2 separate regions of the Mus musculus genome follow, and region 1 is linked to region 2. The links are chromatin contacts, found by Hi-C in ENCODE. All regions are on one chromosome and are shown on one strand. Each heading gives the region's core, a stretch centred on a gene start or an enhancer-like site at or near the end of the contact. The rest is flanking DNA. Distances are from core to core; before and after follow the strand shown. Region 1 holds the start of Txnl4b (thioredoxin-like 4B). Region 2 holds the start of Nip7 (NIP7, nucleolar pre-rRNA processing protein).

Evidence for each region. Hi-C counts contacts between places; a loop is a spot of excess contacts on that map.
Region 1: a loop to region 2 is called in a map of left cerebral cortex, with 7 times the contacts of the local background. The contact joins the promoter of Txnl4b here to the promoter of Nip7 in region 2. A Hi-C loop is called at or near these places in 2 of 37 maps with a recorded cell type or tissue (left cerebral cortex and v-Abl transformed pro-B cells).

The regions. Positions count from the first base shown.
Region 1 is chr8:109,562,346-109,568,452 of GRCm38, forward strand. It overlaps Txnl4b (thioredoxin-like 4B), which reads left to right and starts at 3,547. Exons shown (of 4, transcript NM_175646.4): 1 at 3,547-3,718. Dhx38 (DEAH (Asp-Glu-Ala-His) box polypeptide 38) reads right to left here and starts at 3,516. Exons shown (of 27, transcript NM_178380.2): 1 at 3,146-3,516; 2 at 99-438. The coding sequence starts at 421.
Region 2 is chr8:107,053,225-107,059,116 of GRCm38, forward strand. Nip7 (NIP7, nucleolar pre-rRNA processing protein) reads left to right here and starts at 3,653. Exons shown (of 5, transcript NM_025391.2): 1 at 3,653-3,766; 2 at 3,869-3,955; 3 at 4,049-4,187; 4 at 4,823-4,963; 5 at 5,153-5,892. The coding sequence starts at 3,711. The coding sequence ends at 5,272. Cog8 (component of oligomeric golgi complex 8) reads right to left here and starts at 3,513. Exons shown (of 5, transcript NM_139229.4): 1 at 3,037-3,513; 2 at 798-1,005. The coding sequence starts at 3,431.

The sequences.
Region 1 (6,107 bases), core at 2,297-4,796, 2.5 Mb after region 2:
ATCACAATAAAACCGTAAAGCTCTTAGGTGTCCGACAGGAGCTGAGGTGAACCTGGGCGAATATTTTCTGACCACCACTTTTTACCCTCTCTCCTTACCTGTCTCTCCGGCTACTTCGGCCAGCCTGGTCCTCGCTCTCCTCCTCGGCATCCTTCTGGTCATCCTTACTCTCCTCCCAGTCTTTGTAAGAAGAGACTCTGGACTTTTTCTTGTCCTCCCCATCATCCTTCTCCTCTCGCTCCCTCCGTTTCAGGGACGCCAGTAAGTCCAGCCCCAGCAGTGAAGGGCGGGGAGCAGGGGCTTTGAAGACATGCTGCTCATTGGCTGCACTTTTGGTCTTGCAAATAAGACCACCAACCTGAGAGTCCAAACTGGTGCCTTCCAAGCGATGGATGGAGGTATCCTCACCAGGGTCCTCCATCACAGGCTCTTATTTCTCTGAAAGGAAGGCAGACCGTTAGAACTGGACATAAGAAAACTCCGGTCTACTGTATCCCAGAATAACGAGTGCATTTAAGTGGCTATCCCTACCTCCCTACACTGAGCCCAGAACATCTTCTGCTAGCTAGTGTGTATATATGTGTGTTGTCATGCAGGTGCACATAAAGCCAGAGGCCAACATCAGGTACTTTTCTCAGTTGCTCCCTTATTTACTTTTGAAGATAGGGTCTTCACTGAACTGGGAACTAATTTGGCCAAGAAGCTCCTTGGGATCTGCCTCTGACTCTTAGCACAGATGTGCCTCTACTCATGACTCTCCATGGGTTCTGGGGATCTAAAATCAGGACCTTACACTTGTAAGAAAGCACCCACCACCGGAGCCACCTCTCCAGCCCCTCCTGCTACTTGTGAGGACTTCCTCACCAAATCACTATCAGTCTCTAAAAGCTGACCAGTTCCCACTCCAACACATCCAAAAGGCACAGAGACACATGGACACGGACCACACCCCAACACATCCAAAAGGCACAGAGACACATGGACATGGACCACACACTAGGATCGAGAAGGTGTCATCTAGACAAGAATCAACCTCACTAAGGGCTTCTTACCAGACTAGAATGATTTTTATAAAGAGAAGTATAGGGGAACTGGACTTAAGTCAGAAACCCTGATTAAAACCCAGGCGATTGAGCTGGGCATGATATGCACCTGTAATCTCAGCACGGGAGGTAGAGGCTCCAGAGGGGGGCAAGTGGGAAGCTAGTCTGGGCTACATAGTTTCACACTAGCTAGGATATTTAGTGAAGGATTCACTCATTTATATTCTTTCTCTCTCCTTCTCTTGCTCTCTCCCTCCCAGTTTGTCCCTCTGCCCATTATCTCACTCTTCTACAGAACACACTTCCTCCCACTTATGGGCCAAAATAATCACCTCTAGGAGTCCCCATTAGCTCCCTGCCTCTGAACACAAGCCAGGCATGCTTGCCTTTTTCATATGAACTGTAGCAGCACATCCCACTTCTCTAGTGAGACAAGAAAGAAAGAAAGAAAGAAAGAAAGAAAGAAAGAAAGAAAGAGAGAGAGAGAGAGAGAGAGAGAGAGAGAGAGAGAGAGAAAGGAAGGAAGGAAGGAAGGAAGGAAGGAAGAAAGGAAGAAAGGAAGGAAGAAATAAACTAAGTAACTAACTCACTCCAGGCTCTTGGCATTTTCTGGTTTTTTTGGGACAGTAAGCAGTTGTCTTGGTTAGTCATTAGTTCTCTATGTGTGAAACCACAATCACTTCTGCTTTCCACAATCCACAGAACCACTGTGAGAATCAATTGTTGGTACACTGATGTGACGGTTGCATACTTGGTATTATGCTCCTGTACCCTGACTTCCCTTCCTGGTTTTTGATATGCATTCTCCCACCCACCCATCCCATTCCCTTTAAGTCACAAGTTCCACAGAGCAGAGAAGTTAGCTAGCACACGATTTCACCATCCATATTCTACACACTTGCTGACTTTTGTTGTGGATCAGTAGTGGTTTGTGGGAAAAGAGAAAAAAAGCATCCCATAGCAGGCAAAAAAAAAAAAAAAAAAAATCTCTTGAATAACAAACTGTGTTCGCCAAAATTACTTCCAAGAAATGTTAGGAAAGAGCATGTCTGGAACGTGTTTCAGAGACTGTAAGACCTCCCAGGTGTTTGGCTGATGTCAAATTCATCTTTATCTAACACCACCCGATTATAAGCTTGGACCTATGTTGGACATGTAGTTAATTATTCTCATTCCGATTAAGTTTATAAAGCATGAGAACTGTGACTTTTGAATCTAGACTTCTTTTGCTGTGTTCTAATTAACATGCACAGCTCTCCCAAGGGGCGCTGCAACACAATGTGGATGAAGAAGCAAAAGTTTCCCGAGGTAGAAGAGAGAAACAAAGTCGCATCTTATATGCATATTAAGAAATCTTGACAGGAAGGCTGAGATACAACGACTTACATCCTAAAGTGTCATTTGCATGCAAGCAGAGACTACTGTCTGTCTTGTTAACAAATGGCAAAGTAAAAACCTGATTAGATATCATTTATTGAAAGCGAACAGGAAGTCAGACATTTCTCTGGACAGGAAATTATTCACAACACAGGACAAGGAAGGACTTAATTAGCGGCTCAAAATAGCAAATAAAGCGGTCCACGGCCAGACTATGGAGAAACATCGGTGACAAAGAAGCCACAATGGACTTCTCAGGTTAGCAACTGCTTACTGCATGCGTCGTTAATCCACTTGCTATTCTCAACAATACCGATAAAGGAAAAACAAGAGCCCTTTCCTCTTAGGGTTAATACTCTACTTATAGATTATCCGCCAGATCTAGTGGAGACTCTTCAGTGAGACAGGAGGAAGGCACCAGAAGCCCTACCCAGGCTCTCCAACTATCGGGTACCAGGTTCGCGTACTGCCCTAAACGAGGGCACAGGGAGGACCCCTGAATCTCCGTGGGGCCGTTCCCAAACACCGGGATGAGACCAGAACATGGACAAAGTCCGGAGAAGGCTGAATGAACTTCTCCGCTCAAGCAAATAGAGAAACTTGGGTAACAAGGACTAGAGGAACTCTGAAATCAGGGCCCAAACAGAAGCCGCGAGCCGACACCGGCCGCCTGGAGCCGCCATGGCTGCCGAAGGACAGATCTGGAAAGAGAAAGAGACGCTCACCTCACCAAGCACGACTCTCGAGGCCTTCGGTTCCTGATCTGGAGACGCCAGCGCGGCCACCGCTCGATCCGAGGGTCTCAAAGAGGCAAATTCCGCTGTTTGAAAGCGGCCATCATCGTCCCATAATGCCCTGCGCGGAGCCTTCTATCCGTCCAAAAAGACCATCGAGAGCAGCCCACAAATCCAGGGTTCCGGGACGCCAGAGTGCAACCCCGCGAACAGGCCTTCCGAGCCTCAGTCTCTTCCTCTGGGTTCAGAGTCTCCTTGCGACCAATCGCGCTTGGCGTAAGAGTCAACACCCCGCCTCTGGCTCGGGGGTGTGCAAGGGAGGACAACACGAGACCGGCCATGTTTACTAAGGGCGGAAATGACGTCACTTCCTGTCGCTGGCGGCCAGTGCAAAGTGGAAAGGAACTAAAATAATCTTGTCGGATTACCGGACTATTGACTGGGGCGCGCGGTGGCACGTTCGTTTTCTGCGTCCGTGTTTCTCACTTCCGTTTGGGAGGATTTTTTTTTTTTTTTTTTTTTTTTTTTCCTGTCGGAGGAAGCGTTTCTAAGGATACAGCCCAGGTTAGTTGGGGTCTTTCCCAGGATGGCAGTGAGGAAAGAGGCAGTTGTGCCCTAGCTAACCGGTGGAGGAGCCCGGGTTGCTGACATGTAGACCGAAGTGTCCTCCATGGCACCTGTGAACCAGGGGGAACCCAACCACCAGGTTCTTATCAAAAACATGCGTTGGGTGTTTTGTAGACGTCAGCCCTGACGTAGATTAAAGTGACATACCGCTGTAATCCCAGCAGTTGTGAGGTTTAGGCATAAAGATTGCCACAAGTTTGAGGCCACTCTGGGGTACTAAGCGAGATCCTTGGAAAATAAGTTCATGTTCAGATATGTCCTTTGGTTATATCTTAGGATGCTTATTTCCATTATCCTATGAAAGCATTACACGTTAAGTTTCTACAAAAAAGAAGAATCAGACTTTACATACTGCTTCCGAATCTTTTCTTAGTAGCTGTATAAGATAGTTCGCAAGACTACTACTATCAGTGCCCTGTTGACAGACATGAACATAGGTCTTTGTGTCTATGTTCATATTCTCAAAAGTAGAGCTGTTGTGTAAAGAGGAGGCCAGTTTTCTTTCCAAAGAGCTTTTGCATCCAAATTCCAACGAAGTAGGCATGCCTCCGCTCTCTCTCCATTCTGAGTGTTACCGTCTCACTTGGTGTTTGTAGACTCAATGCATTTCTTAAATCTGCCTTTTAACTTGCTATCCTTTGTCTACGTGCAAAACTTGGCTTTCCAAATGTGTTTAGTGTTCATAATTTTTATGATTCTCCATTTGCATCCCTCATGCGAACACTGTCTTGGATGTGGTGTCGCTTTCCCCCTCCTTCCAACATCTGGCCTGTAGCACACCGACCCTCTCTGGTGACACGCCACACTCCCCCTTCCTCTTTTTATTACTAGTACGGGATTTGCTTACGTGAATTCTAACGGCGAGACGGGTCCAAATTCTCTTTGTGTTTCTCTTTCATCAGTAATTTGTTCTACACTCACAGTTGATGAAACCCCTCCTGGAAGTCAGCTTCCCTATTTAAAGGGTGACCTACAGGCTGGAGAGATGGCTCAGAGGTTGAGACCACTGACTGCTCTTCCACATGACCAGGGATTCAGCTCCCAGCACCCACGTGGCACCTCACATCTATCTTTAACTCCAGTCCCAGGGAATTTGACATATAGGCAGGAAGACATGCACATAAAACTATTAAAATAAACTGTGGCTTATAGGTGGAACAATTTCATTTCTTGTGTAAATTTTATTCATATCTTATGTGTGCATTGTTGTGTATGTGCATGAGTATATACTCATGTATATACACCTGTCAGTGCATGTTTGTACACCAAAGGCAACCTTAGGTGTTTGGGTTTGGGTTTGTTTTGTTTTGTATTGTTGACAACAAGGTCTCAGGCTGCCCTGCAACTTGGTGAACTGGCTAGGCTGACTGGCCACCAAATCCCAAGGATCTGGCTGAGTGCACTGAGTTCGTGAGCTACTCTCGCAGGCCAGGCTTCTTTTTAGATGGCTTCCGGGGATCGAACTGGGTCCTCACCCTTCCCAGGCAAGCACTTTACTAACTGAGCTATCCTCCCAGCCCTAATCCAGACCACGAAATATAATTTTTGATGAAGGGGAGAAAGGCAAATCACATTTCATAGCATTAACAAGCCTTGAAATTAAATGCAGAGTAACTAATATCCCAGTTGCATCTTCTGTGGGTACTGTCAATAGTGACTTGTCAGTCATGGGATTTTTCAATTAGGAAATGACTTGCCAAAAATTAGGAGCTAGACTAGCAATTTTGTAGCATGAGTTCTAGCCTTTGTCTCACAGCTAGAAGAGTAACAGAATGAACTAGTCTATAGAGTGAGAAGCCCAGCACCAAAGGAAGACAGAGAGAAGGTCAGATGAGGCCCCTCTACCTCAGTCTCCTCTGAGTCATTTATTTAATTATGACTTTCACACACTCTTAGTTGGTCTGTTTGCCATGTGATTAAGTGTATCTAGGAAGTCCCCTTAAGTCAGGACTCGAGAATATACAAACATTCGTCAATGAAGGACCCATGAAGTATGGTCCACAAATGAAGTAGTATGGAATCTCAAAGTCTTTTGTGTAGGGATATGGGAAGTTCAGTAAACGTTATATTAAAACAATGCAAAGCGCAGAAAGGGTGAATCATGTCCCCACCTCTGCCACCCCACCTTCCAGCCACTCTCCCTCCTACTCCAGACTGCTGAGGTCAAGTTTGTCTGCTTCAGCACTTGCCATAAGCTGTGGTTCTTTCTGCAGTCTGGCAGTGCTCTGAGGCACAGCCGCATCCTTCAGCTGCAGGCGGGCCTCCTTTGTGCAGATGCTTGCCTCCCTACTCAGCTACCCGTGGCTCCCCCAGGCCTCTTGGGTGG
Region 2 (5,892 bases), core at 2,403-4,902:
TTCCCATCACAATCAACAAACTACAAATTCATCATGATCTCCAGGCGCTGGCTGATTCTCCAGCTTCGGCAGCTTCCTGATGCCCCAGACTTTCCTACTACAGTCCAATAACAGAGGCTGCTTTGGGACCCCTTGAAACGCCAATTTCCCACCTTACCCTGTGTTGTTTCTCCTACTTCTTGCTTTGCTGTCTCTCCAGACCTTCAAGTTCTGGTTCTTTCTCATCACTAAGGTCTTGGAAAGACCTTTCTGACAATGTCAGTGCCTCAGCACTCTAGTAACCCTTGCCAGCTCTCTACCCTAGTCCCTGGTTCTGTTTTGTTTGTTTCTGAGATAGAATCTCATATAACTCAGCAAGCTTGCCTCAAACTTACTAAGCAACTAAGGATGGCCTTGAACACCTGACCCTTCTGTCTCTTCCTTCCAAGTGCTGAGTTTACATACATACCCCACCATGCCTGCCTGGCTTTCTCTGGCTATTTCTTCAGACATTTACCAATCTCTGAAATATTGTTATCTACCAATTACCATTTGTATTTATCAACATATCACTTAGAATAGCTTTAATGAGAATCATGACCTTGAATATATTCTTCACAAGGTATTCCTAGTACCTAAGTCAGTATCTGGCACATGAGGAATAGGATCTTTGAATGAGTGTACCAATATCTTCTGTTCAGCTTACCTGGCTGGCAGAAAGATATGAACTATGCAAAGGTTTCTACGTGTAAGTGTAGTCACAATCACAGAATTAACTATCAGATCATCAGCTTGAGGCCCCTGGGCAAGGTGGCTACCTGGATAACGGGGATGGAGGAGTACTTCCTTTCCAGTCGCCGTACATAGGCGGCAAGCTCCAGCGCCTCTTCATGATAGCTGTTTCGGACACACGTGTCCATAAGCTGGGGTATCTCTAAAATCTCCAGGATTTCTGTGTGCCGGTTTAGAGTCAGCGTGTTCATGCGGCGGCTGGAGCTGATCTCCTCAGCTTCCTTCACAAAGTTCCTAGAGCCGATCAGGAAAGTGTATTTCCTTATTATCCTACACAGCAGTTTGTTACCAAGCACTTACTAGACACGGGCTAGATGGTTTACCTAGTTTATTTAAAATCTTCCCGCTGGGCGGTCGTAGCACACGCCTTTAATCCCAGCACTTGGGAGGCAGAGGCAGGAGGATTTCTGATTTCGAGGCCAGCCTGGTCTACAGAGTGAGTTCCAGGACAGCCAGAGCTACACACAGAAACCCTGTCTCGGGAAAAAAAAAAAAATCTTCCCACAAGGCTGGCTCTGGTGGGGCACACCCATGATCCCAGCCCTCCAGAAGTTGAGGCAGACCAGCTAGGGATAGATACATAGTGCAACCCTATCTCAAACAAAATCCTCACACCAAATCTACAATTTCTATTACACTTGAAAGAACTTTTAACTCAAGATTTAAGAAACTTTTCATTAATTGATTGCTTGCATGGAGTCGTCACAATGGCTCAGTGGGTACAGTGCCTAGTGCCTGCCAACAAGCCTGCTGACCTAAGTGTGATCCCCTCACTGGAGAGAGAACCCACCCTACAAGCTGTCCTCTGACTTCCACATCAACATGGTGGTACCCCTCCCTCCATGTCATTTTAAAAATGGCTTGTAGATTTATATTGGCTGCCCAGACTGTCAACATTTGGGACTGAACTGCTCTAGGTCTCACGAAGGAGGTCTATGTTACGGCAAGGTACTTGGCTTCTCTGGACCTGTCTTTTCATTGGTGTGAATGTTAGAGACAGGCAAGATGGCATGTATGTAAGACCTTACATAAAGTAAATGTATGGAAAGCGTCTACAAATCCCTTACTAGCTGGACTTAAGGCTGGAGAAGTGGCTCTGTGATCACTGCTCTTGCAGGGGACCCCAGCTTAGGTCCCAACACATATACCTAGTGGCTCACAACCACCTATAATTCTAGTCCCAGGATATCTGACACCCTCTTCTAACCTCCTTTGGGCACATATGGTGCACAGACATACATGCAGGTGAGATACACATTTTAAAGTAGCTACTAATATTTTTCTAATAGAGCACTAACCACTCTATAAGCCACACTTTTGCCCTAAGATTCTTCAGGTCTTCATGTTATGTGCTGCTATGTATCTTTCGCGCTCCCACTTAAACTTTCTCCACTTTTCTATAGTAATTCCAGAAACTCGCTTTATGCAGTCCTGAATCTCTTTTCAGACATATGGGGTACACAACCTGTTTTTAATATCCAAGCTTCCAAAGAAAAATTGACCTGCTGGATAGCAGAACTAAGTGTATTAGATCGAGGGCCTAGAAATGTAACATAGCTTAAAAAGGAAATGCTTTTTGACAACCTACAATGACAAATAGGATCTGTCAGCTTCCTATCGATGGACATTTTGAAGCTGAGCACCTCCAGCCCACATTTATATAGGGTTAACTATGTCAGGCTCAATGAACTGCCTTGCATAATTTTATTTATTTATTTATTTTTGGTTTTTCGAGACAAGGTTTCTCTGCATAGCTCTGGCTGTCCTGGAACTCACTCTGTAGACCAGGCTGGCCTTGAACTCAGAAACCCGCCTGCCTCTGCCTCCCAAGTGCTGGGATTAAAGGCGTGCGCCACCACCGCCCGGATGCATACATTTTTTAGTTTGTTTGAATGTCTCATGTAGCTCAGGCTGTCCATGAATTCAATACTCAGACTAGGATGATGACTCTGTGACTCGAATACTGGGATCACAAGTGTCAATAAGACTGGCTGAATGTTTATTATTTAAACAACAGCCTATGAGGGAGTAGTGGACTCCTAGCTTCCAATTCTTGGAAACTTACTAGCTGTGTTCTTGGACAAGTCACTTCACTTCGACTTCCTCGTCTGTAAAATAATGACGCTACCTACCTAGATGGCTGCTGTGAAGTTTAAGTGGATTAACAAGGCAATCAGGAGAGAGCCCTGTACACTACGCTTGGGTCATGACGATAGCGTCCTGGCAGATACAATGACGCGCCCGTCCCCATCAGGCCAGCCGCACCTGCAGCTCTGCTGGAAGCGGGGCAGACGGTCGAGCAGGCGCCCGAGGGACGCCTCCACGTCGCCGAAGAGCCGGTGGATGCGCTCGGTGCACTCGGCCCCGCGAATGAACGTCTTGTAGTTGGCGAAAGCCAGGTCGCGCGTCTGCTGCAGCCGCTGGGCCCGCTCTTCCGCCAAGCGCTCGGGTTCGCGCCGCAGCCGGTCCAGCCCGGAGCCGCTCAGCTCCCGGAGGTAGCGGCCCACGTCGGGCTTCTCACGCCACTGAGCTTCGGGGAAGCGGTCCCGGAATAGCGACGCCAGGAGGCCCTCATCTTCCACCTCCCCCAGCGCGACGGCCGTGGCTGTCGTCGTGGCCGAAGCGGTCGTGGAGGGCTGGAGAGGGAGAGCGGCCGCCATCTCTCAAGCACGGTACCGTCACTTCCTCTTCAGAGCCGGTTTCGCTCCTGGGAAACGGAAACGATTGGGGGAAACATTTCCCGTCTCTATGGTTTCTCATCTAGCCGGCTTTCGGTCCCCGGAAGTCCGCCACGGTAGGCGGCGGCTGCGCAAAGATCACGGAGAATTAGGCTAGAGAGACACGCGTTCGTGGACCCCAGGAAGTGGGCGGGTGGGAAAGTGACTTCCGCTTCCGGCTCTCCAGGCACGAGGATTCCCGGGAGCCAAGCAAGCGGCAAGATGAGGCCCTTGACTGAAGAAGAGACCCGGGTCATGTTTGAGAAGATCGCGAAGTAGTAAGAACTGGAGAGGCGGATGAGGGACGGGCGTGCGGGGAGTGGGGATGCGGCTCCGGGGCGGGACGGTCCCGGCTCAGACGCTGGTCTTGTTGCCCTCAGCATCGGAGAGAACCTTCAACTCCTAGTGGACAGACCCGACGGCACGTACTGTTTCCGGCTGCACAACGACCGAGTGTACTATGTGAGGTGAGGTGGGGCGTGCTGCCCACTGCGTGGCGGGCTGGAGGCGTGCATCCATCCCTGGTCGTCACCGGGTACCTTCCTCCCGCGCCCCTGTAGTGAGATGATGCTGAAGCTGGCCGCCAACATCTCCGGAGACAAGCTCGTGTCGCTGGGGACGTGTTTTGGGAAGTTTACCAAGACCCACAAGTTCCGCTTGCACGTGACAGCTCTGGATTACCTGGCCCCCTATGCCAAGGTACGTTGTGGGGGCCTGGTCTCCAGGTTGCCATCCGGGATGAAGTCCCGGGTGACGGCGGCCAGGTCAGAGCACAGATTCTTTCCAACGAGTTTCTGGACAGCGTCAGCCTAAGAAGTTGTTTGTCGATATTGCTGCTTGGACACGTTTAGGAAGGGTTATGGCCATGGAGCTGCATAGCCTAGTTGTCTACAGGAAAACAGGCCTCCACCGTGTCAGCTGGATCTCAGAAAGCAGAGACGAAGACACAAGTGCCAGTGGTGAGGGTGATCCTAGGGTCCAAGGGGAAAAAAAAAGGAAATTGCTGATTATGTGAGCATTTCGATGTAAGGTTGAATTTCGATGTTAGGTTGAGGAAGGAACTCCATGGTGAAAGATCAAAAATTGGGGTATCCCAGCACTTGGGAGGCAGAGACAGGCGGACTTCTGAGTTCGAGGACAGCCAGGGCTACACAGAGAAACACTGTCTCAAAAAAAAACAAAAAACCCACAAACAAACAAAAACAAAAAAGTGGGGGGGGGGTCCAAACAACTTAAAGGTTCCCCACCTCTCCTTAAACTCGGAAGCAGCTGCTAATCCGCATTTAGGGATATAGCCCAACATCCTTGTGTCTTGGCTTTTAACTCTCTTTCAGTATAAAGTGTGGGTAAAGCCGGGAGCAGAGCAGTCCTTCTTGTATGGAAACCATGTGTTGAAATCCGGTCTGGGTCGAATTACTGAGAACACATCTCAGTACCAGGGAGTGGTTGTCTATTCCATGGCGGACATTCCTCTGGTGAGTAGCCACGGTAGCCATCCATCACGGCAAATGCCAGGTACCCACTGGAAAGGATGAAGTTTCAGTCAGCAGCTCGGAGACTGACTTCTTGGCTCCTTTCACAGTTCTCAAAGATACAGCTGTTTCAATATAGTTTTTGTTTTGTTTTGTTTCCTTATAAATGAATGTCTGTTCTTTCAATTCCAGGGTTTTGGGGTGGCAGCAAAGTCTACCCAAGACTGCCGAAAAGTGGACCCCATGGCAATTGTGGTGTTCCACCAAGCAGACATTGGGGAGTACGTACGCCATGAAGAGACACTGACTTAGGACGGTCATTCCAAGAACATTTTGCTGTGTGAGAGGACTTAGCTTTGTTTCCTGTGTGCGGCCATCAGATTAAATCTGGACAACACTGAGATACGCAACTTGGGTTCTTATCAACAGAAATGGCGTGAAAACAGGGTCTCTGGCCCTCTAGAGTCAAAAGCAGGTGGATCACAAGTATAAGGCCAGCTCAGGCTACTTGGAGAGTTCAAGGCTAGCCTGGGCTACATAGTGAGCCTTGTCTCAAAAATCTAAAACAGACAAACCAGAACCTGAGAGTGTTTTGTGTGAGTAAATAGAGTGTTTCTGTTTTGTGTCTGCGTCGTCTTTGTTTGGATCAGAAGACTTGCTCTGAGTGATGGTTTCTAAGTTACTTCACTGAGGACAGGAGCCATCTTACTGTTATCTGTGATAACACTGTTTTCCAGGCTCATGATAGCACAGTGGACTTTCTATTGTGTGTTAATGTTAAAGGTAGAAACGGCCATATGAGCCTCTGGTTTTACATATGGAATTTAATAAATTTTAATGGTTTTATATTTGTTATTTCATATGTGTGAGTGTTTTGTTGGCATGTACGTATGTGCACTGCTTATGTGCCTGGTGCCTAAGGAAGTCAAGGT